Regions from separate parts of the Homo sapiens genome. Here region 2 is linked to region 1. A link is an interaction called in ENCODE POLR2A ChIA-PET data of the cell type or tissue named here. Cell type or tissue: Panc1. All regions are shown on one strand. Each heading gives the region's core, and the rest is flanking DNA. Links, peaks and the distances in the headings are about the cores only.

Region 1 (7,590 bases), core at 3,591-7,590:
TCATGGAGGAAGGAATGCTGACTGACATCATTAAGCTTCCATAAAAACCCAAGAGGACGAGGTTTGGAGAGCTTCCAAGTAGCTGAACATGTGGAGGTTCCCGGAGGGTAGCGTACCCAGGGAGGGCATGGAAACCCCGCATCCCTTCCCTTATACCTCACCCTACACATCTCTTCTTCTTTGGTTGGGAGAGGATGGCCAGTCTTGGGAACTGAGCCCTCACTCTGTGGTATCTGACACTATCTCCAGGTAGATAGTGTTGAAATTGAATTGGAGGACACCCAGCTGTTATCCATTGCTTGGTGTATGGGGAAAATCCCACACATTTATTTGGTCACAGAAGTCTTCTGCTGTGTTGGTGACTGTTGTGATGGTGTGAGAGCAGAAGAAAAACATGGTTTGAGAGAGGTTTTCCCTGCACAGTTGTCAAGACTTCTTTAAGAAAATTATAAATAATATTAAGTGGCATTAAAGAAAACCTAAATATGTGGAGATGCATACCATGTTCATGGACAGAAAGGCAATTATCTTCACATTGTCCTAATGCTATTTCTTTTTTCTTCTTCTTTCTTTTTTTTCTTTTTTTTTTTGAGAGAGAGTCTCACTCTGTTGCCCAGACTGGAGCGCAGTGGTATGATCTCAGCTCACTGCAACCTCCACCTCCCGGGTTCAAGAGATTCTTCTGCCTCAGCCTCCCAAGTAGCTGGGACTACAGTTGTATGCCACCACACCTGGCTAATTTTTGTATTTTTAGTACAGATGGGGTTTCACCATATTGGCTAGGCTGGTCTCAAACTCCTGACCTCATGATCCGCCTGCCTCAGCTTCCCAAAGTGCTGGGATTATACGTGTGAGCCACTGCACCCAGTGTCCTAATGCTATTTCAACCAAAAGCCCCAAGCAGTTTTTCGTATAATTTGACAAGCTGAAACTTCAATTTATATGAAGGAGCAAAGGACCAAGGAAGGCTAAGTCTTGCCCAAAGCAGAATTCTGGGCAGGTACTTGGCCTCCAAATATTGAGATTTACTATAAACAACCACAAGTAAGATAGTATGAAAATGACATAGAGATTGACAAACAAATGATGGAACAGAATGAAGGGCCTCAAAATGGATCCACACAGGGATCCAGAATACCTGCTTTCTGGTGGAGGATGCCCTGAAGACTAGTGGGCAAAGAACAATTTATTTCATAAATAAAGCTGGGACAATTGGCTATCCAAATTGGAAAGACAATACCCCTTAACACATAAAAACTCAATTCTAGGTGGATCAAAGTCCTAAATGTGAAAATAAACCCTTAAAACTCTTAGAAGAAAATGTAGAATATTTTTATGATCTCAGGGTAGAGACAGATTTCTTAAGCAAAATACAGAAAATGCAACCACAAAGAAAAAGACTGACATTTTTTGAAACAGTAAGTATGTGATTAAAAAAAACAAAACTGGCACATTTGATAAAATAATTTCTGTTCATTAAAAGACATCATAGGTCAAGCACAGTGGCTCATACCTGTAATCCCAGCACTTTGGGAGGCCTAGGTGGGAGGATTGCTTGTGGCCAAGAGTTCAAGACCAATCTAGGCAACATAGCAACACCCTGTCTCTATAAAAAATACAAATTAGCTGTGTGTGGTGGCATGCAACCTGTAGTCCTAGCTACTCAGGAGGCTGAAGTGGGAGGATCACTTGAGCCTGAGAAGTTGAGGCTGCAATGAGCCATGATTACATCACTGCACTCCAGCCTGGGTGACACAACCAGACTGTCTCTTAAAAAAAAAATTGTTTTTGTCTGGGCACAGTAGCTCACGCCTGGAATCCCAGGCTTTGGGAGGCCAAGGCGGGTGGATCATCTGAGGTCAGGAGTTTGAGACCAGCCTGGCCAACATGGCGAAACCCTGTCTCTACTAAAAACACAAAATTAGCCGGGCATGGTGGCGCTCACCTGTAATCCCAGCTACTTGGGAGGCTGAGGCAGGAGAATCACTTGAACCCGGGAGGTAGAGTTTGCAGTGAACAGAGATCACACCATTGCACTCCAGCCTGGGCAACAAGAGAGAAATTCCGTCTCAAAAAAAAAATTGTTTTAAATAATAATTTAAAATACATCATAATACATGAAATGATGTCATAAATTTAGAGAAGATATTTTAATGTATAATCAATAAATGATTAGTATCCAGAATAAAGTCCTACCAATTCATAAAACTAAGATAATCTCATAGAAAAATGGGCAAAAGACTTAAACAGATATTTTACGTAAGAGGAAACAAATGTGACAAAGGAACTTATGACCAGATGCTCAATTTCATTATCATTCATGGAAATGCAAAATCAAACCACACTGAAATATCATTCTGTACCCACCAAACTGGTAAAAACCGAAAGTCTGACAATAATAAATGTTAGGATGTGGAGCAACTGTGATGACAATATATTCTTGATGACACTGTACGTTGGTGCTGCCACTTTAGAAAATAGAACACTCGGGCTGGGCGCGGTGGGTCAAGCCTGTAATCCCAGCACTTTGGGAGGCTGAGACGGGTGGATCACAAGGTCAGGAGATCAAGAGCATCCTGGCTAACATGGTGAAACCCTGTCTCTACTAAAAATACAAAAAATTTGGCGGGCGTGGTGGCGGGCGCCTGTAGTCCCAGCTACTCGGGAGGCTGAGGCAGGAGAATGGCGTGAACCCGGGAGGTGGAGCTTGCAGTGAGCTGAGACTGTGCCACTGCACTCCAGCCCAGGCAACAGCAAGACTCTGTCTCAAAAAAAAAAAAAAAAAAATTAGCCGGGCACGGTAGCAGCAGCCTCTTAAACCAGCTAGTTGGGAGGCTGAGACAGGAGAATCACTTGAACCAAGGGGGCGGAGGTTGCAGTGAGCAAGATCATGCCACTGCACTCCAGCCTGGGTGACAGAGTGAGACTCCGTCTCAAAAAAAAATGAAAAAGAAAATAGAACACTCACATCTTATGACCCAGCAATTCCAACTCTAATTACATAACTAGAAAAACCTCTTGTACATGTGCATCAGGGTATATGTACAAGAATGGTCATAGCTGTCGTTTATTAAAAATTCTGGAACCAGCTGGGCGTGGTGGCTCAAGCCTGTAATCCCAGCACTTTGGGAGGCTGAGGCGGGCAGATCACTTGAGGTCAGGAGTTTGAGACCAGCCTGGCCAACATGGTGAAACCCTGTCTCTACTAAAAACACAAAAATCAGCCTGGCATGGTGGTGCGTGTCTGTAGTTCCACCTACTTGGGAGGCTGAGGCAGGAGAATCACTTGAACCTGGGAGGCAGAAGTTGTGGTGAGCCGAGATTGTGCTATCGCACTCCAGCCTGGGTGACAGAATGAGACTTCATCTCAAAAAAATAAATAAAATTCTGGGACCATTTTACATACATTAGGATGGCTATGATAAAAAAAAAATTTTAAATAAAAATGCCAGAAAATAACAGGTGTTGGTGAGCATGTGGGGAAATTAGAATGCTTGTGCACTACTGGTGGGAAATGTAGCATGGTGCAGAGACTGTGGAAAACACACTGTGGATCCTCAAAAAATTACACATAGAATTACCATATGATCCAGAAATTCCACTTTTGAGAATACACCCAAAATAACTGAAAGCAGGGGTCTGGGGCGGTGGCTTAAGCCTGTAGTCCCAGAACTTTGGGAGGCCAAGTGTCTCACGCGTCCGTGTGACGAGACCACCAAACAGGCTTTGTGTGAGCAATAAAGCTTTTTAATCACCTGGGTGCAGGCAGGCTGAGTCCAAAAAGAGAGTCAGCAAGGGGTGGTGGGATTATCATTCGTTCTTACAGGTTTTGGGATAGGAGGTGGAGTTAGGAGAAATGTTTTGCGGGCAGTGGGTGGATCTCACAAAGTACATTCTCAAGGGTGGGGAGAATTACAAAGAACCTTCTTAAGGGTGGGGGAGAAACAAATCACAATGGTGGAATGTCATCAGTTAAGGCTATTTTCACTTCTTTTGTGGATCTTCAGTTACTTCAGGCCATCTGGATGTATACGTGCAGGTCACAGGGGATATGATGGCTTAGCTTGGGCTCAGAGGCCTGACACCGAGGCAGGTAGATCACTTGAGGCCAGTAGTTCGAGACCAGCCTGGCCTGAACATGGCGAAACCCCGTCTCTACTAAAAATGCAAAAATTAGCCGGGTGTGGTCGTACACACCTGTAATCCCAGCTACTTGGGAGACTGAGGCAAGAGAATCGCTTGAACTCTCTTGAGGCAGAGGTTGCAGTGAACTGAGATTGTGCCACTGCACTCCAGCCTGAGCAACAGAGCGGGAATGTTAAAAAAAAAAAAAAATTGAAAGCAGAAACTCAAACAGATATTTTATACTGATGGTCATAGCAGCATTCTTCACAATAGCTAAAAAAGGTGGAAGCAACCCAAATGTCCATCAATGGATAAATAAACAAAATATGGTATATACATATAATAGAATATCTTTCAGCCTCAAAAGGAAGGAAATTCTGACATATGCAACAACATGGATGAACCTTGAGGACGTTATGCTAAGTGAAACAAGCTAGACTCACAAAAAGACAAATACTGTATCATTCCACTTATATGAGGTCCCTAAAGTTGTCAAATTCATAGAGACAGAAGGTAGAATGCTGGTTGCCAAAGGCTGAGGGGAGAGAGGAATGGAGAGTTATGGCTTAATGGGTGCGGAGTTTTAGTTTGGGAAGATGAAAAATTCTGGAGATGGATGGTGGCAATGGTTGTACAACAATGTGAATGTACTTAATACCACTGAACTATACACTTAAAAATGGCTAAAATGAGGCTGGGGGTGGTGGCTCACACCTGTAATCCTGGCATTTGGAAGACCGAGGCAGGTGGATCACTTGAGGTCTGGAGTTCAAGACCAGCCTGGCCAACATGGAGAAATCCCATCTCTACTAAAAATACCAAAATTAGCCGAGCATGGTGGCAGGCGCCTGTAGTCCCAGCTACTCGGGAGGCTGAGGCAGGAGAATGGCATGAACCTGGGAGGCAGAGGTTGCAGTGAGCTGAGGTTTTGCCCCTGCATTCCAGTCTGGGAGACAAGAGTGAAACTGTCTCCAAAAAAAAAAAAAAAAAGAAAGAAAGAAAGCAATGGCTAAAAAGGTAAATGTTTATATATATAGACAGAGTATAGACATATATACACATGTATACAACATATACACATGTATATGCTGTATGTACATGTGTATATCATAATAGAAAAATACCAGTAATCATTTAGCTTAATAAAATGTTTTAAAGATAAAAAAAAAATTCCTGGAAACCACCCACATGTATATCAGCAGGAGCATAGATAAATACAGTATATTCATACGGTGTATTATTGTACAGCAATGACAATGAATGATCTAAACCTGCACCATCAACACGGGTGAATCTCACAAACACAATACATGAAAAGGGCAAATTACAAAATAATACAATCCAATTATATATAAAGGTAAAAAACATTACATCATTTTGGGACTCTATCTATCTATCTATCTATCTATCGTAAAACTATATAAAGAAAAGCAAAGGGGCCAGGCGTGGTGACTCACACCTGTAATCTCAGCACTTTGGGAGGCCGAGGTGGGAGGATTGCTTGAGTTCAGGAGTGTGAGACCAGCCTGGGAAACATGGTGAAACTCTGTCTCTACAACAAATAAAAAATTAGCCAGGCATGGTGGCGCATGCCTGTAGTCCCAGCTACTCAGGAGGCTGAGGCAGGAGAATTGCTTGAGCTCAGGAGGTCGAGGCTGCAGTGAGCCGTGATTATGCCACTGCACTCCAGCCAAGGCAACAGAGCAAGACCTTGTCTAAAAAAAAAAAAAAAAAAAAAGAACGATTTGCACAAATTCAAGACGGTGGCTACTCAGGGTGGGTAGAAAGAGGCACATGATCAGAGTGGGGCATGAGAGGGCTTCTTGGATATTGATGATGATCTATTTCTTAAGCTGGGTGATGGATACATGGGTATTCATTCTACATTTGTTCTTTAATTTACACATATGTGTTATATACACTTTTTGGTATCTGAATGATAGCACATAATTATTTTAAAATGCAATATATAGAAAAAAGCCTGGAAGAACTCTAAATTTAATGGTGTCTCAGTAGGGGGACTTTCTTTTTACTTTCTACTTTTTGTATTTTTAAAATAGTCTTTTGTACTTTTATAACGAAAAAAAGGCATTAAATTACAATAAGAAAAAAAAGAAACAAAGAGAGTTTTCCCCTCAAATTTGTTCGGAGAAAAGGGAAGCGAGAGAAGATGGGTGAAAGCTCTGGGCTTCCCCCAATTCTACTGCAATAAAAGATGACATTGGAATTTTGAGGTTAAATGCTGCTTAGGAGATAATGAGTTTTAACCGTTATCTTGAGAAGGGAAACGTTCCTTCGAAAAGCAAATTCCCTGGTCCCTTTTCTCAGAAATTCCCTGCCAGTTTCAAGAGTGGGCAGAGAGTTTTGATGTCCTTTGGAAACAAGGGGACATAACCAAGGAGATAAAGCCACGGGACCCAGCCAGTCCTTGATGGGACTGATTTCAAATGACAATCTTGACACAAATCCCCTTTCAACAGCCTAAAGAGCAGATGAAAGAGATGAAAAAGAGGAAATAACAGAGCTAAGAGAAATTGTAGAGCTGGGAGATGGCTTGAGAATATATGGTCCAACACAGGTAACATAGTTCTGGGTAGTGCGATGGCCTTTGGGCTAAATTTGATTCAGGAGATCTTAGGTTTCTCTTCTTAGTACTATCATCTTATGTACCTGATCTCTTTCCCTTCATCACTCCCAACACAAGATAACAAACTCAACCATTCTCTCTCTTGAGGCATCTGTGTGCCCCACAAACATGTATGCAACACCCACCATGTCTACAAGCCTTGTTCGGCACCTAGAGATGCAGAATGACACAGTGACTGTCCCTTCAAGAAGCTACCCCCTCAAGGTTGGGAGGCAGATACAATGGCCATTAGAATGGAATGTACAAGACATTGTGGGCCATGCGGAAGGGACTAACCCAGCCTGGGGTAATAGGGAGGGCAACCAAAAAGAGATGGCCCTTGTATGAAGTCATAAAGGATGAGCTGCACTAAGCCAGGCAAAGAGGGGTTACGGTGAGTTCTTCCAGGCAAAGAGGATTTTGTCTGGAAGTCCTCTTTGAGCAAAGACATGGAGTCCACATGAGCAAAGACATGGAGGAGAAAAACGGCATGGCACGAAGGGAACTGCAGGTACTGTAGTTTATTTCTTTCTGGGAAGGTGACCATGAGGCAGAGCCTGGCCAGGGGAGGGTGGAGAAACTAACGGGAACCATGTCTAGAAGATCCTTTCTCATCAGGTAGAGGGACTTAGACTCTGTTTCTTGGGCACTGGGGAGCCATGGAGGTATTTTAACAGGGAAGGGAGGTGGCCAATGAGTCCTTTGCATTATGACCAATCTTCTATTTAAATGGCCCACTTGATGATGTCAGGGAAACAAAAAAAAAAAAAGAAAAGAAAGAAAGAAACTATAGGCAGATTAGGGAGAGGACAGATTCATGCTAAACTTGGAGAGACACA
Region 2 (17,281 bases), core at 5,852-9,851, 490 kb before region 1:
TTGTGCCTGCCCAGTATTCGTTCATTCTTCCTCCAGTAGTGAAGGCCAGAATTCCCTCTGAAGAGCCAGTTCCTCCCATCTATGACTCTTAGTCCATCTGATTCTGGTGGAGCCCACTTCTTCCCCACTCCAGCGTGGTCCCAAGTCTCAGACTCAAGCCAATCAGTGCATCCCAAACCCAGGATTGCTCTAGGATGGTCATGTGATTCAACTAAGCTAAGAAGAGGCAGATCCAGGACTTTAAAAAACAAACAATAAACTCCTGAAACAACTCCCCAAATAACCAATAAATTGTTAATTTGTTTTTTTTTTTTTTTTTTTGAGACGGAGTCTCACTCTGTTGCCTAGACTGGAGTGCAGTGGCACGATCTTGGCTCACTCCAACCTCTGTTTCTCGGGTCCAAGCAATTCTCCTGCCTCAGCCTCCCGAGTAGCTGGGATTACAGGCACCTGCCACCACACCCAGCTAATTTTTGTATTTTTAGTAGAGACAGGGTTTCACCATGTTGGCCAGGCTGGCCTTAAACTCCTGACCTTAAGTGATCCACCTGCCTTGGCCTCCAAAGTGCTGGGATTACAGGTATGAGCCACCATGCCCTGCCAACCAATTGTTTAGAAGAGCCTTTTCTTCTGCCCATGAATTTTGGAGGAAGTAAACTTGCAGCTGCTTGGAGTCCCTAAAAGGGAAAAAATTGGGGCTGCTCTCCAGTTGGCGAGAGCCTACCCAAGCGGGACACTAACATAGAGGAAAATACAGCTGAGAAAGAGGAAGAATCCAACCCCTGAGAAATAATCTGAGCCAAATTCAGCAATGCTTGAATCTACCCCGTGGAATTTTCAGTTTCGTAAGTCAGTAGTTTTAAATTTTATTTCCTGTAAGTCTCAGTTGAGTTTCTCTCACTTGAGGGTAGGAAAGGTTTTATTTGTCTTTGTCTCCCAAGTACTCAGTGTTAACTCATAAAGAAGCATCCTTGTGTGCCATATTAAAAGACTTAGGGCTGGGCGAGGTGGCTCACTCCTGTAATCCCAGCACTGGAGGCTGAGGCAGGCGAATCACTTGAGGTCAGGAGTTTGAGACCAGGCTGTCCAACATGGTGAAACCTTGTCTCTATTAAACATACAAAAATTAGCTGGGTGTGGTGTCAGGTGCCTGTAATCCCTTTTACTCGGAAGGCTTAGACGAGAGAATCGCTTGAACCCCGGGAGGCAGAGGTTGCGGTGAACCAAGATCGCGCTACTGCACTCCAGCCTGGGGGACAGAGTGAGATGCCATCTCAAAAAAAAAAAAAAAAAAAAAAGGCTTAGGCTTGATCCCCGGCAAGTGAGGAGTAACTGAGGAGCTGTAAGCAGCAAAGCTATATGAAGCGTTTCATGCATTGGAGCTATGGGTGGGTAGACCTTTCAAAAGCAAGCAGTGGCGTGAACCTGGGAAGCGGAGCTTGCAGTGAGCTGAGATCGCGTCACTGCACTCCAGCCTGGGCGACAGAGCGAGACTCCGTCTCAGAAAAAAAAAAAAAAAAAGCCAAGCAGTGGCAGACATGAAATCTTTACCTCATAGCCCCACCCAGCTGAAATTACACACCCTCTGACAACAGGAGGCCAGGGACCAAACTGAGTTGTACACTCCCTGTATAGGTATGTAAGAGATAGGGCTTCTGTTCTCCCCATTCCTCCCTCTCACCATACCTGGACTGCTTTTGGAAGGAAACTTCTAGGGGTCCATGAGGCAGGCCTGCACACATTCCAAGCAGGCAGTAAAGCGCATTTCATTCTGCATGGTGTCATCAGGCATTCGTTAAAGGAATATATGACCTGTGGGTGATTAAAATCTAATGAAAACAGGCATTCTCAGAATGACTTCCAGAATCCAGGCAAGAGAGCACTGTTAAATGTCTGGAAATTATTGTACAGTTAAAGCACCCACACTCCCTTCTCTCCCAGACAACCCTGGGTCAGAATTGATCTTCCCTGTCTTTGTTCTTCTACTGTGCTCATAATCTCTCAAGTGCAACACGGATCGTGATATTGTCAGAGGTGTGTGAACCAGAACAACTCTGTCTTGAATAGGAGCTGAGTAAAGTGAGGCTAAGACCTGCTGGGCTTCATTCCCAGACTGTTAAGGCATCCTGAGTCACAGGATGAGATAGGAGGTCAGCACAAACACAGATCATAAAGACCTTGCTGATAAAACAGGTTGCAGTGAAGAAGCCGGCAAAAACCCACCAAAACCAAGAAGGCCACGAGAGTGATCTCTGGTCATCCTCACTACTACACTCCCATCAGCATCATGACAGTATACAAATGCCATGGCAATGTCAGGGAGTTACCCTATATGGTCTAAAAATGGGAGGCATGAATAATCCACTCCTTGTTTAGCATATCATCAGGGAATAGCCATAAAAATGGGCAAACAGCAGCCCTCAGGGCTGCTCTGTCTATAGAGTAGCCATTCGTTCATTCCTTTACTTTCCTAATAAACTTGCTTTCACTCTACTCTGTGGACTTTCCCTGAATTCTTTCTTGCGTGAGATCCGAGAACCCTCTCTTGGGGACCGAGACCCCTCTCTTGGGGACCGAGACCCCTTTCCGGTAACAGCATGACTGTAAAGTGGAGTTGCTTTGTCTATATTCCCTTCTAGAGGTGAACCTTGAGGTCAGGGACAGTCTTACTCATCTTTATGGTCCCCTGCACACCCCCACAATGCCCTTAATACCCAGTTGTTCAATGGACTTGGTGAAATTTGTAATCTCTAAATAGGCCTTGTGAAACCAAACTACATATGGCCTGAGAAGGATTCTGTACGTCTTTATTTGAGTCTTTGTGGACAAACTGCAACCTAACTTAGTAAGTAGACAAGATTGAAAACCTAACTTAGGAGTATGCGCCTGTAACAATAGCTGAGTCCTGGCCAATCCCAGTGGCCATCCTTCAACCACTCATACACTGCTGAGTGTTCAAACTGTGTTCAAATAAGGCAAACGCCAACCTGTAACCAATCCGGCTGTTTCTGTACCTCACTTCTGATTTCTGTATGTCGCTTCCCTTTTTTTGTCTATAAATTTGTTCTGACCATGAGGCATCCCTGGAGTCTCTCTGAATCTACTGTGATTCTGGGGCTGCCTGATTGGTGAATTGTTTTTTGCTCAATTAAACTCTCTTAAATTTAATTCAGCTCAAGTTTTTCCTTTAACAGCCTGACTTTATTTTGTTATATATATATATTTTGAGGTGGAGTTTTGCTTTAGTTGCCCAGGCTGGAGTGCAATGGCGCCATCTCGGCTCACCGCAACCTCCGCCTCCCGAGTTCACGCGATTCTCCAGCCTCAGCCTCCTGAGCAGCTGGGATTACAGGCATACGCCACCATGCCTGGCTGATTTAGTATTTTTAGTAGAGATGGGGTTTCTCCATGTTGGTCAGGCTGGTCTCAAACTCCCAACCTCAGGTGATCTGCCCACCTCGGCCTCCCAAAGAGTTGGGATTATAGGCACAAGCCACGGTGCCCGGCAACAGCCTGGTTAAAAAAAAAAAAAATTGGGCCGGGCATGGTGGCTCACGCCTGTAATCCCAGCACTTTGGGAGGCTGAGGCGGGAGGACCACGAGGTCAGGAGATGGAGACCATCCTGGATAACACGGTGAAACCCCGTCTCTACTAAAAATACAAAAAAAATAGCCGGGCGTGGTGGCAGGCGCCTGTAGTCCCAGCTACTAGGGAGGCTGAGGGAGGAGAATGGCGTGAACCCGGGAGGCGGAGTTTGCAGTAAGCCGAGATCGCGCCACTGCACTCTAGCCTGGGTGACAGAGTGAGACTCCGTCTCAAAAAAAAAAAAAAAAAAAAAAAAAATTGAAAATAAACATGCTCCCTGAATCCATATGTTTATTAAGACTCTTTTGTGGCCAGTGACAGAAACTTAACCCAGTCACTTAAGAAAATCGCTGGTTCATTGATTCACCTTCAGGCACAGCTGGATGCAGAGTTTCAAACAGTGTCACCTACACTCTATTTTTGTTCTGCTTTCCTTTGTATTAGGCTTTGTTCTCCTGCAAGCTCTGCGCTTGAGATGACCAATATGGTTACTAGCATCTGTAGGCTAAATTCAGCCAGCTTGGCAAGTACAGTAGAAAAGAGCTCCCCAAGGTTGGGCGCGGTGGCTCACAGCTGTAATCCCAGCACTTTGGGAGGCGGAGTGGGAGAGAGGTGGTGGATCACCTGAGGTCAGGAGTTCGAGACCAGTCTGGCCAACATGGTGAAACCCCGTCTCTACTAAAAATACAAAAAATTAACCGGTCGTGATGTCTCGCGCCTGTAATCCCAGCTACTTGGGAGGCTGAGGCAGAAGAATCGGGTGAACCCAGGAGGCAGAGGTTGCAGTGAGCAGAGATCGTGCATTGCACTCCAGCCTGGGCAATAAGAGTGAAACTCCGTCTCAAAAAAAAAAAAGAGCTCCTCTTCCTCAGAATCTCCAGCAAAGGTCTAAGGATCAAGTCTCATTGGTTTGGCTTGGGTCATCTGTCCATGACTGAGCCACGTGTTGTAGCCAGGAGACTGGGCTGTACTGGTTGGCGAGGTCTGGTTCACATGCCCATTCTTGGACCAAGGAGTGAGGCTAGCCCCATCTAAATCACATGGATTGAGAGTAGAGGGAAAAGAGGTTCCTCAAAGGAAAATGAGGGCAATACTACCTGAAGAAAGGAAAATAGATTACGGGTGGCTAAAATCACAAATGTCCACCATATATAAGTATTTGATAATTCATGTGTGTGTCTGTGTATATGTATGCAGACATGTAATTAATATATGTAAGCAAAAGCTAATTATATACAAACGAATTTTATTAAAATTATGTCAATAACAGTGATAATGATAGGCTACTATCAACTGAAGTTTACTTCAGTGCTAGCACTTTCTAGCTACTTTACATCTATTAACTCATGTAATCCTTATACTACCCCATGAGGCAGGTGCTACTATGTCTTCACGTTAAGGGCAAAAATTTAGATCTGCCGAAACTCAAATTGGTTACCATATTACATTGTCTCACATTTAGAAAACATAAATCAGAAGTGTACTAGGGACTGGGCGTGGTGGCTCACAACTGTAATCCCAGCACTTTGTGAGGCCGAGGCGGGCAGATCACCTAAGGTCAGGAGTTCGAGACCAGCTTGGCCAACGTGGTGAAACCCTGTCTCTACTAAAAATACAAAAATTAGCTGGGCATGGTGGCGGGTGCCTGTATTCCCAGCTGTTAGAGAGGCTGAGGCAGGAGAATTGCTTGAACCCAGGAGGCGGAGGTTGCAGTGAGTCGAGATCTTGCCACTGCACTCCAGCCTAGGAGATAAGAGCAAAATTCCAGCTATAAAAAAAAAAAAAGAAATGTACTAGGGTATTTGATAATTTTCTTCCCCTCCTACTACCCTACTGGGTGGACTCATTCATGCAGCAAACACCAAGTATTATAATGTGTTAAGTCTTCTATCAGGTACTCCGGAGACAGAAAAGTAACATGAGATACCTGCCTGGAGGGTTCCAGTCTGGTGGGGTAGACAGACACATAAACACAGGATTACAGGGCAGTGTGGTAAGTTTTACAGCAACAGTCTCTTTTTAAAAAATTTTTAAATTAAAACAAATTTTTTTTTTTGAGACAGAGTCTAGCTCTGTTGCCCAGGCTAGAGTGCAGTGGCACGATCTCGGCTCACTGCAGCCTCAGCCTCCTGGGTTCAAGCGATTCTCCTACCTCAGCCTCTCAAGTAGCTGGGATTACAGGCGTCCACCACCACGCCTGGCTAAGTTTTGTATTTTTTTTAGTAGAGACGGGGTTTCGCCATGTTGGCCAGGCTGGTCTTGAACTCCTGAGCTCGTGATCCGCCCACCCTGGTCTCCCAAAGTGCTGGGATTACAGGCATGAGCCACCGTGCCCGGCCTATAGCAACAGTCTCTATGTGGAATTCTCCCTTTTGTTTCCCTTCCACACAAAATGTTCAAAAACATCTTACTGTAATTCAGTAGTGTTATGAAAAGAAGATAAAAGAATTTCAGTTGAAATAAAAAATTATTTCTGCCATAGACTTCATTGAGCATTATTAAATCCAGAAAAGGGTGATCAAATGGGGTGGTTCTGTTTAGATTTCACTTCACAATTATGAAAATGTACTTAATTCTCCCTGGCTGCCAGCTTCTAAGTACCATGTCCACTTATTCACATTTCCCATCATGTCTGTGTTCTGGTTAAATAGTCCTGTGTCCTCTAGACCTAACAAAAGTATTAAAATTAATCCAGTGATTTTAAAGTGTGGGAAAGGTGATTTGGGTGATTTTAAAGTGTGGGAAAGGTGATTTGGGTGATTTTAAAGTGTGGGAAAGGTGAAATGACACTGGGTTACAATGTGCAAGTTATTACCATTTACAGTAGTCTTGCCATTATTTTGTTTTATTAAAACAAAAAAGTATAAAGTCTGAGTCTAGTGTTAGCTTGTCTTTAACATCTCCTTAAAACATGCTCATCTCTCTAGAGAGAACAGGCCTCAGAGTCAGAACTTTTTAAATAGGCAGCTATACTTAGCTGGAACTCAATGATACCATTTCACTTTCATTTTACTTACTTTTACAGTTACCTTCTAATTATGGAACCCTATAAAAGTTTTCCAATTATTTTCACAGATATAAAGCTTGCTTTTAAAGAAACATATTTACCTTTTGAGTTAATCTATTTAGCAGGAAATATTAAGTAAATGCTGGTAAAGTTGGGCTGTGGATACAGCAATATTTGCGATGGTGCTGCTCAACCAGCTTCCGTTTGGGAAACAGTGTCCTCATCTGCTGGGTCCCATAGTTTTGGCCTTTCAGGCAGCTTTTCACAACCTTCACACCCAGCCAGATTTTCCTTTTTGCTCTGTACCCCTTGGACATTTCGTGCCAATGTTCTCATAACTCTCCCCAGAGTCCCCTGTGGCTATTAGTAGGCGTCTTCCTGGCTAGACTGTGGACTTCTCTTATTCATTTCTTCAACTTGCCAGAAACAAGCCTGGCCCAGAGTGGGTTCCAGAAATAGGTTAGTTGTTCTTGTGTTCTTCTTCATGAAGATGGAGGTTTCAGGGTTGTCCAGACAGGCTCTAGACTCAGTTTCCTCATTCTGTTTGTTTGTTTGTTTGAGATGGAATTTCACTGTTTTTGCCCAGGCTGGAGTGCAATGGTGTGATCTCGGATCACTGCAACCTCCGCCTCCCAGGTTCAAGTGATTCTCCTGCCTCAGCCTCCCGAGTAGCTGGGATTACAGGTGCGTGCCACCATACCTGGCTAATTTTGTATTTTTAGTAGAGATGGGATTTCACCATGTTGGCCAGGCTGGTCTCAAACTCCATAGCTCACTGCAGCCTGGAACTCCTGGCCTCAAGTGATCCACCCGCCTCACCCTCCCTAAGTGCTGGGATTACAGGTGTGAGCCACTGTGCCTGGCCTATTTATTTTGAGACAGAATGTCCCTCTGTTGCCCACGCTGGAGTGCAGTGGCACGATCTCAGCTCACTCCAACTTCTGCCTCCTGGGCTCAAATGATCCTCCCCAGCTTCCCAAGTAGCTGGGACTACAAGTATGCACCACCAGGCCCAGCTAATTTTTGTATCTTTTGTAGAGATGGGGTTTCACCATGTTGCACAGTGTCAAACTCTTAGGCTCAAGCCAGTATTTGCTTTTACAAACAAATGTTTTTATTTTATTTATTTATTTTTTGAGACGGAGTCTTGCTCTGTCACCCAGGCTGGAGTGCAGTGGCGTGATCTCAGCTCACTGCAAGCTCCGCCTTGGGTTCACGTCATTCTCCTGCCTCAGCTTCCCGAGTAGCTGGGACGACAGGTGCCCGCCACCACGCCTGACTAATTTTGTTTCTGTATTTTTAGTAGAGACGGGGTTTCACCGTGTTAGCCAGGGTGGTCTCGATCTCCTGACCTCGTGATCCGCCCGCCTCGGCCTCCTAAAGTGCTGGGATTACAGGCGTGAGCCACTGCGCCCGGCCCAAACCCTTTTATTTTAAGTTCCGGAATACCCGTGCAGGACGTGCAGGTTTGTTACATAGGTTAACATGTGTCATGGTGGTTTGCTGCACCTGTCAACCCATCACTTAGGTATTAAGCCCCACATGCATTAGCTATTTATCCTGATGCTCTCTCTCCCCTCACCCCACTACAGGCCCCAGGGTGTGTTGTTCCCTTCCCTGTGTCCATCCAGGTGTTCTCATTGTTCAGTTCCTACTCATAAGTAATATGTAGTGACAAATAAACCCTTTCTTCCTTTACTTACAGCACTAGCAAAGAGTGGATTTGAGAGTTTCTCTCTTCCTGAGAATCTCTACAGCTGATTCCCCACAGGGCATCTGGTTTAGACTGATAATAAGCTTACAGAGTAGAGTACACCTGGAAAGAGAAAGTCTCCTAATTGTGTTTACCCTATTTGCCAGTGGCAGGACTTAATCACTTGATTTCTCAAACTTGACTTACTCAGGTTCCCTCAGGGGCCTGGGCCCTGGGGCCTGGCCTGATGCAGCTGGCTGCAGTCAACATTTCTTTCAAGTCTGAAGTTTTATCTTAAAACTTCAGGTGAGGTTTGAATTCTACTGCATAATATACTCTTGTTTGTTTTAATATGAAAATATTGAAAATAACTTACTGGCTAAATTGCTTAAATCTCTATTCCCCATTTTTTTTTCCTATTGCCAATTTTTGGGTAAAAATGAAGTTTTCCACGAGCAGCTTTAGGTATCTCTTAACACACTGCTGCTGTGTGCTCCTGGGGCCAGCCCGGTGTGAAAGTGAGTCCCTGGGTGATCGCAGCAGTTTCTGAATGACTTCCGGAATACACACAAAGCTCTGGACACACTCCATGCATGGACAGGCTCCTACAGGAAGTGGGGAGGCTGGTGGCAAAGAGATTTTTCAACCAGAGAGCACCTGCCTATTCATCCCAGAGTCTGGCAGAGTTAAAGGAAAGTTTAGGATTAAACAGGATGACAGAGTTTCTCTCTCTTTTATTTCCCTGCCTTCCTCCCTATCTCTCTCCTTCCTTCCTTCCTCCCTCCCTCCTTTTCCTCCTTCCTTTCCTTCCTTCCTTCCTTCCTTCCCCTCCTCTTCCTTCTTCTTTCTTTCTCTTTCTCTCTTTCTCTTCCTTCCTTCTTCTTTTTCTTTCTTTCTTTCTTTTTCTTTCTCTTTCTTTCTTTTTCTTTCTTTCTTTCTCTCTCTCTCTCTTCCTTCCTTCCTTCCTTTCTCTCTTCTTTCTTCTCTCTTCTTTCCCTCCCTCCCACCCTTCCTTTCTTCCTCTCTCCCTCTCCTTCTCTGTTTTTTAGAGAAGGAACTTCGCTCTGTCACCCAGGCTGAAGTGCAGTGACATGATCATAGCTCACTGCAGCCTGGCACTCCCGGGCCCAAGCGATCCTCCCGCCTCAGTGCCCATTGATTACAGGCATGCACCACCACGCCTGCCCCATAGTGTTTCTTAAGTTGGATATAAAACCTCCCTATGAGAATAAATTTTTAAAAAAATGGAAAAAACCCTTCTCTATGAGAATGTTTAAATTCTGAGTTTCCATTTCAATGACATTTTAAAAAAGACAGATTGGTAAAAGCCCTGAATTCAACACTATGCAACTTATCCATGTAATAAAATTACACTTGTACCTCATACATTTATAAAAACAAAATAAGTAAAAGATGGATAGGTATATTCTGGAGAATCTGAACGTTGGCCCCAACAACTGATTTCTGCTGGCAAGTGAATTAGGGTCTCAGGCTATGACTTCAAATTTCATTAGCTAAGGAGAAAAGAATCAGGTCCGACGTCATATGTTAGTGATATATTTGTGCCAAATGAGTGTTGAATGCACCACGATATGCTGCTTTAACAAAGGTTTTCCCAGTATTTCCATTAGAGAAAAATGAGTCATCACAATACTCAGAATATATAGGCAGATTGATTCCAAAAAATCTACTCCAATGCGGTTGCCTCCATCCTGTCCGTGTGAGTGGAGATATAATTTCAGCAAAGCTGAAAAAAATCAGTATATGTATGTGTGTGTATATGTGTGTGTGTGTGTGTGTGTGTGTGTGTGTGTGTATGAATTAAAAATAAAAAGCGCCATCAGGTCTCCTGTTAATGTTAAGGTAAACTCTGTCAGCTTTGTGTTTAACCTGTGAAAGTATTCTTTTTTTTTTTTTTTTTTTTTTTTTTTGAGACAGAGTCTTGCTCTGTCTCTCAGGCTGGCGTGCAGTGGCATCATCTCGGCTCACTGCAACCTCCGCCTTCCAGGTTTAAGGGATTCTCCTGCCTCAGCTTCCAAAGTAGCTGGGGATACAGGCATGCGCCACCACACCTGGCTAATTTTTGTAGTTTTAGTAGAGAAGGGGTTTCACCATTTTGGCCAGGCTGGTTTCGAACTCCTGACCTCAGGCGATCTGCCCACCTCGGCCTCCCAAAGTGCTGGGACTACAGGTGTGAGCCACTGCGCCTGGCCCAGTATTCATTTTTTACTTGCATAGTAGCTACAAGGCAACATGTTTATGTCTGTCTGGCTTATGTATATAATATACATTAATTTAAAATCATTTAAGTCTAAACACTGGGAATCTATAAGAATTTTGTTATCTTTAAGATGGGTGGGTACAAACTCAAATTTGAAAAACTGTTGTCTTAGTCCATTTTGTGTTGCTATAACAGAATACCACAGGCTGGGTAATTGATAAAGAATAGGGATTTATTTCTCACAGTCGTGGAGGGTCGGAAGTCCAAGGTCAAGGGGCTTGAATCTGGCGAGGGCCTTCTTGCTGTATCATCCTGTGGCAGAAGCAGAACGACAAGAGAGACACGTGCAAGAAAGGGAAGGATCCCTCATGTCTTGGTGCTGTCGTTGAGTGAATGAGTTCTCATGAGATCTAGTTGCTTAAAACTGTGTGGCACCTCCCACCCACTCTCTCTCTTGCTCCTGCTTTTGCTATGTGAGACACCGCCTCCCCCTTTGCCTTCTGCCATGATTGCAAGCTTCCTGAGGCCTCCCCAGAAGCTGAGCAGATGCCTGGCACCATGTTTCCTGTACAGCCTGCAGAACTGTGAGCCAATTAAACCTCTTTTCTTTATAAATTACCTAGTTTCACATATTCCTTTATAGCAAGGCAAGAATGGCTTAACACAGTGGTCTAAAGAGACAATGGAATATTACTGAGCCTTAAAAAGGAAGGAAATTCTGACTCATGCTACAAAATGGATGGACCTTGAGGACATTATGCTAAGGGAAATAAGCCAGGCACAAAAGGACATACACTTATATGAGGTACCTAGAGTAGTCAAACTTATAGAGCCAGAAAGTAAAATGGGCTGGGCGCGGTGGATCACGCCTGTAATCCCAGCATTTTGGGAAGCCGAGGCGGGTGAATCATCTGAAGTCAGGAGTTCGAGACCACCCTGGTCAACATGGTGAAACCTCATCTCTACTAAAAATACAAAATTACTCGGGTGTGGGGGCTCATGCCTGTAATCCCAGCAACTTGGGAGGCTGAGACAGGAGAATCGCTTGAACCTGGGAGGTGGAGGTTGCAGTGAGCCGAGATCGTACCACTGCACTCCAGCCTGAGCAACAAGAGCGAAACTCCATCTCAAAAAAAAAAAAAAAAGTAAAATGACGATTGCCAGGGAGCTGGGGGGAGAGGAGAGGAGAATTGTGGGGTTAGTGTTTAATGGGCACACAGTTTCATTTTGGGAAGATGAAAAAAGTCTGAAGATGGATGGTGGTGGTGGTTGTCCAACAATGTGTGCGTAACACTACTGAAGTATATACTAAAAATGACTGAAATGGTAAGTTTTGTATTACGCATATTTTACCACGACAAAAAAAAATACAGTAAAAGCAGTTTAGCAAATTCATGTTCACAGCAGCAAGGACATGACGTGGTTCTCACATCTCCATGGAAGCTGCCACGTGCTTCCCAAGTGCTGTCCGCATCTTGATTCTTCTAAGAGGGACTTCCACAGGGCTCTCCAAGTGAACATTCTTATGATCCTAGATGAATGCAGGGAGAAAAATCAGCAAATCTTCAGTCCTTTCCAAACGAAAGACTAACGTGGCCTGGGACTTTGTCTGTTTGTCTATAACAGCATACCGCAGACTGAGTAATTTATAAAGAACAGGGATTTATTTCTCACAGTTCTAGGGTCTAGGAAGACCATGATCAAGGCCTTGGCATGTGGTGATGGCCTTCTCGCTGGGTCCTCACGTGGTGAAAGGCGGAAGGGCAAATGGGGGATGATCGCTGTGTCCTGGCAGGGCAGAAGAGCAGCTGAAACACACTTCCTCTGTCAAGCCCCTTTACGAGGGCAACTAATTCCATTCATGAGGGAGGGGCCCTCCTGGCCTAGTCACTGCTTAAAGGCCCTGCCTGGTTTTTTGTTTTGTTTTGTTTTGTTTTGTTTTGTTTTTTGAGACAGCGTTTCGCTGTTGTTGCCCAGGCTGGAGTGCAAGTGCAATGACACGATCTCCGCTCACCGCAACCTCCGCCTCCCGGTTTCAAGCGATTCTCCTGCCTCAGCCTCCCTAGTAGCTGGGATTACAGGCATATGCCGCCAGACCTGGCTAATTTTGTATTTTTAGTAGAGACAGGGTTTCTCCATGTTGGTCAGGCTGGTCTCGAGCTCCCGACCTCAGGTGATCCGCCTGCCTCAGCCTCCCGAAGTGTTGGGATTACAGGCGTGAGCCACCGCGCCTGGCTGGCGGCCCTGCCTCTTAATACTTAAAGGCCAATGTCACATTGGCAACATCTGAATTTAGGAGGGGACACATTTGAACCATAGCGGCCTGGTTACTCCGCTGAGGATAGTAACTAACATGCACCACCCAACCCAGATTCCTCATATTTATTCACTGTAAGGAATAAACTAAATTTAATATAGTGAAGTTCTGAATAATGCTTAAAATGTAGGATCTACAGCAGCATACATGCCAAAGTGTGTTCTGTGGGATGTTCATAAACGTTACATGTAAAAGAGGATTCTGTTGTCAAAGATATTTTGGAAATAACTGGATTGAACTAGGTTAAACAGCTTGTTAATTGAAGGCTTCGGAGTCTTTAATGTGCTGGTGTGTGGCCCTCCAAGGAGGGAGATTTGGAGGATATTCAGACAAGTGTTTGTCAAGTGGATTCAGCCACAGAACAGCTTTTCATGATCATGTTGAGGGAGGGTGTTCCATAAACATACTTTGGAAAGATGTCCATTTTGAGAAAAATAATAAAATAGAAGATAAATATATACTAGGCAGGGGTTGTCAAGCTCTGTAGTCCTTGGGCTTAACCCATCCAGCCGCATGTTTCTTTTCACATGGTTTGTACATTTTCAGACAGTTGTATTTTGAATAGTTACGTAAATACTTGTGTAACATTCTGGTTTTGCCCCTTGGTTTGCAAAGCCCCAAATATTTACTATCTGACCCTTTAAGAAAAAGTTTGCCAACTCCTGTACTAGGCAATGAAAATGTCTCAAGATTTTTTTTTTTTTTTTTGCGACAGAGTCTCACTCTGTCGCCCAAGCTGGTGTGAAGTGGCACGATCTTGGCTCACTGCAACCTCTGCGTCCTGGGTTCAAGCGATTCTCCTGCCTCAGCCTCCTGAGTAGCTGGGATTACAGGCATGCGCCACCACCAAGCCTGGCTGATTTTTGTATTTTTAGTAGAGACAAGGTTTCACCATGTTGGCCACGCTGGTCTCGAACTCCTGACCTCAGGTGATCCGCCCGCCACGGCCTCCCAAAGTGTTGGGATTACAGGCATGAACCACCGCGCCTGGCCTGAAGATTGTTAATCTGAAGATTCTACTCTTCATAGAAACAATAAAAATTATTATGCGCTATTAGAAGGGCCTACTATGTGCTAGGTATACATTATTTCCATTAATCTTCACAACGATTCTGTGAGAAAGGCACTATTGTCCCTATTTTATAAATGAGGACATCGTTTTCGAAAGGTAAAATGCATGTCAGAGCCAGAACTCAAACCCAGGTCTAACCCTAAAGCCCAGAATTGTTCCTTTGTCAGTGGTCTACAAAGTGGATTCCATGAATCCCAGCGGGTATATAAGACAAGCCACTGGGGCACACTGAACCATTGCTCTTTTCATTGTGTATTTTTTAGCATATCCTTCAGGCACGCTCAATTTTGCATATGTATTTTATTACAATACATAACAAATCAACTAAAATTGGCCTAACCAGTAGCCAATAGACAGTTTATTTATTTTAGAGGCAGGGTCTCACTGTCAACCAGACTGGAGTACAGTGGTATGATTATAACTCACTGTAGTGTCAATCTCCTGGGCTCAAGGGACCCTCCTGTCTCAGCTTCCTGAGTATCTGGAACTACGGGTGCATACCACTGCAACTGGGTTTTTTTTTTTTTTTTTTTTGAGATGGAGTCTTACTCTGTCACCCAGGCTGGAGTGCAGTGGCATAATCTTGGCTCAGTGCAACCTCTGCCTCCCAGGTTCAAGCAATTCTGCTGCCTCAGCCGCCCGAGTAGCTGGGATTACAAGCATGTGGCACCATGCCCAGCTACTTTTTGTACTTTTAGTAAAGATGGGGTTTCACCATGTTGGCCAGGCTGGTCTCGAACTCCTGACTTCAAGTGATCCACCCACTTCGGTTTCCCAAAGTGCTGGGATTATAGGCGTGAGCCACCACGCCCAGCTGTAACTGGCTAATTTTTGTAATTTTTATAGACATGGGATCTCGCTACGTTGCCTAGTAGGCTGATTTTTTTTTTTTTTTTTTGAGATGGAGTCTCACTCTCTCACTCTGTCACTCAGGCTGGAGTACAATGGCGTGGTCTCAGCTCACTGCAACCTCTGCCTCACCTCAGCCTCCCGAGTAGCTGGGACTACAGGCGTGTGCCACCATGCCTGGCTAATTTTTGCATTTTTAGTAGAGACGGGGTTTCACTATATTGGCCAGGCTGGTCTCGAACTCCTGACCTCATGATCCGTCTGCCTCGGCCTCCCAAAGTGCTGGGATTACAGGTGTGAGCCACCGCACCCAGCCGCCTAGGCTGATTTTAAACTACTGGCCTCAAATGATCCTCCTGCCTTGGCCTCCCGAAGTGTTGGGATTACAGGTGTTAGCCACCACTTCCATCCTCAGTAGACAGTTTTTAAGAATCCTAATAAATAGCTCCCTGTTCTCCTCCCCTGAGTTCAGAATTAACTGAGAGAGTGGGATCTGAGAGATAGAGAACAAAATGTTAGCTTTATTCTTGAGAGGGCCGTGGGAGAATCTGGCTTAGGTGTGGTGCCTGGCAGTCATGGTGTCTCAAGCTTGAATCCAAGAATTAAGACACGCTCACTGACCCAGGCACAGGCCTCCTCCCACAGCTAGGGGCCCAGTGGAATATGCGTCCCTGGGCCATCTGATCCCTAGTAGGAGAGAGGCTGAGCTGTGCATACCTGCTTCCTGCTCCCCTAAATATCAGTCACTCTTTCCCAGGGAGAGAGAGAGCTGGAGCCTTACTGTGATTGCAGCTCCATTCACATGGAAGGGAACAAACCAAGCATGGGTGTATGTAAGAGTTTCCCACGTAACAATATTGTACATGACATTTATTTATTAATCCATGTATTTTGTACATGTTAACATGTATAGATACACACATATATATACATATATACATATACGTATATATATGTATGTGTGTGTGTGTGTATATATATATATATATATATATATTTTTTTTTTTTTTTGAGATGGAGTCTTGCTCTGTTGTCCAGGCTGGAGTGCAGTGGTGCTATCTCAGCTCACTGCAACCTCCACCTTCCCGGTTCAAATGATTCTCCTGACTCAGCCTCCTGAGTAGCTGGGACTACAGGCACGTGCCACCATGCCCAGCTAAGTTTTTTTGTATTTTTAGTAGAGATGAGGTTTCACCATGTTGGTCAGGCTAGTCACGAACTTCTCACCTCAAGTGATCCGATCACCTCAGCCTCCCAAAGTACTGGGATTACAGGCATGAGCCACTGCACCTGGTCACATATTAACATTTTTATTGAGGGGTATGCAATGAAAACTGAAGTTCACTATTCTGTACTATACTGTAGAAGTATTGGAGGCCAAGTTTCACGCAGCTGGAAGGGAATGAGGACATAGTTTATTGTAGGATCTGGGCCTCCTGGATCTTTGTTATTCTTTTTTTTTTTTTTTGAGATGGAGTCTTGCTCTGTCACCCAGGCTGGAGTGCAGTGGCGCGATCTCGGCTCACTGCAAGCTCCGCCTTCCGGGTTCAAGCAATTCTCCTGCCTCAGCCTCTCAAGTAGATGGGACTACAGGCACCCGCCACCACGCCCGGCTAATTTTTTGTATTTTTAGTAGAGACAGGGTTTCACTGTGTTAGCCAGGATGGTCTGGATCTCCTGACCTCGTGATCCGCCCGCCTCGGCCTCCCAAAGTGCTGGGATTACAGGCGTAAGCCACTGTGCCCGGCCAGCCTCCTGGATCTTAAGAGGGGATGAACCTGGGCCTTATTAATAAAATATGTATGTTCTGTACACTGCCATTAATTTACAAGTCTCTAAAGGAAAACGTGTTTAGGAGATAGAAAAATTCCCTGCCTGGTGGCTGTTTTCTGAAGTTTCCTATATGTGGCAATCTCACTGCGGGTTGTGTTTCCCTTATCCAAAATGCTTAGGACCAGAAGTGTTGTGGGTATCAATTTTTTTTCATATTTTGGAATACTTGCAGAATACACACCGGTTGAGCTCTCCTAATCAAAAAATCTGTAATCTGAGTGCTTCATTGAGGATTTCCTTTGAATGTCATGCCATTGCTTCAGATTTTGGAGTATTTCAATTTTGGGTCTTTATATTTTGGGATGCTCAATTTGTATGGGAAAATCCTTACAGACAACTCCAAGGTAGAGCAATAGCAAGTAGGAAAGCTTGAAGTCAGTGAGCAGCTCTCTGTTGCAGTGAGTTACAAACAGAATTTGGGTGAAGGATGTGGCTAAGGTTAGACAGGCATTATGGTTCAGGTAGAATGCAAGGCAGAGCTGAAATTTAAAATTGGACATTTTCCAGAGTTTATTACATGAAACGTTGCCCCTGATAGATGCTCTGTGAATGGTATCACAGTCAAATACATTTGAGAAACCCAGTGTAAGTAAACCCCCTCTCAGACATTCACATTGCACACTAGTATGTAAGAGGCTGATTATGCTTACATAAGAAGTCCTGCAATAGACTTTAAACAGCAGTTCTCAAACTAATGTACCTT

What was found. Peaks named below come from ENCODE experiments on the same cell type or tissue, not always from the same donor. Only the 100,000 strongest peaks of a DNase experiment are listed, where the experiment ranks them.
Region 2: POLR2A ChIA-PET joins it to region 1 with 8 read pairs; 1 of 35 experiments calls an interaction of 5 or more read pairs at or near these places.

What each region holds. Positions count from the first base shown.
Region 1 is chr5:172,809,464-172,817,053 of GRCh38, forward strand. No RefSeq gene overlaps it. Among named protein-coding and RNA genes, the nearest start is that of ERGIC1, 21 kb to the right of the region's middle. In Panc1, for the core only: no CTCF peak of the experiment used is centred there; no DNase peak of the experiment used is centred there; H3K27ac peaks cover 302 bases.
Region 2 is chr5:172,313,343-172,330,623 of GRCh38, forward strand. It overlaps a transcript of SH3PXD2B not described here. Among named protein-coding and RNA genes, the nearest start is that of UBTD2, 38 kb to the left of the region's middle. RefSeq lists enhancers at 2,378-2,467, 2,498-2,587. In Panc1, for the core only: no CTCF peak of the experiment used is centred there; no DNase peak of the experiment used is centred there; H3K27ac peaks cover 2,189 bases.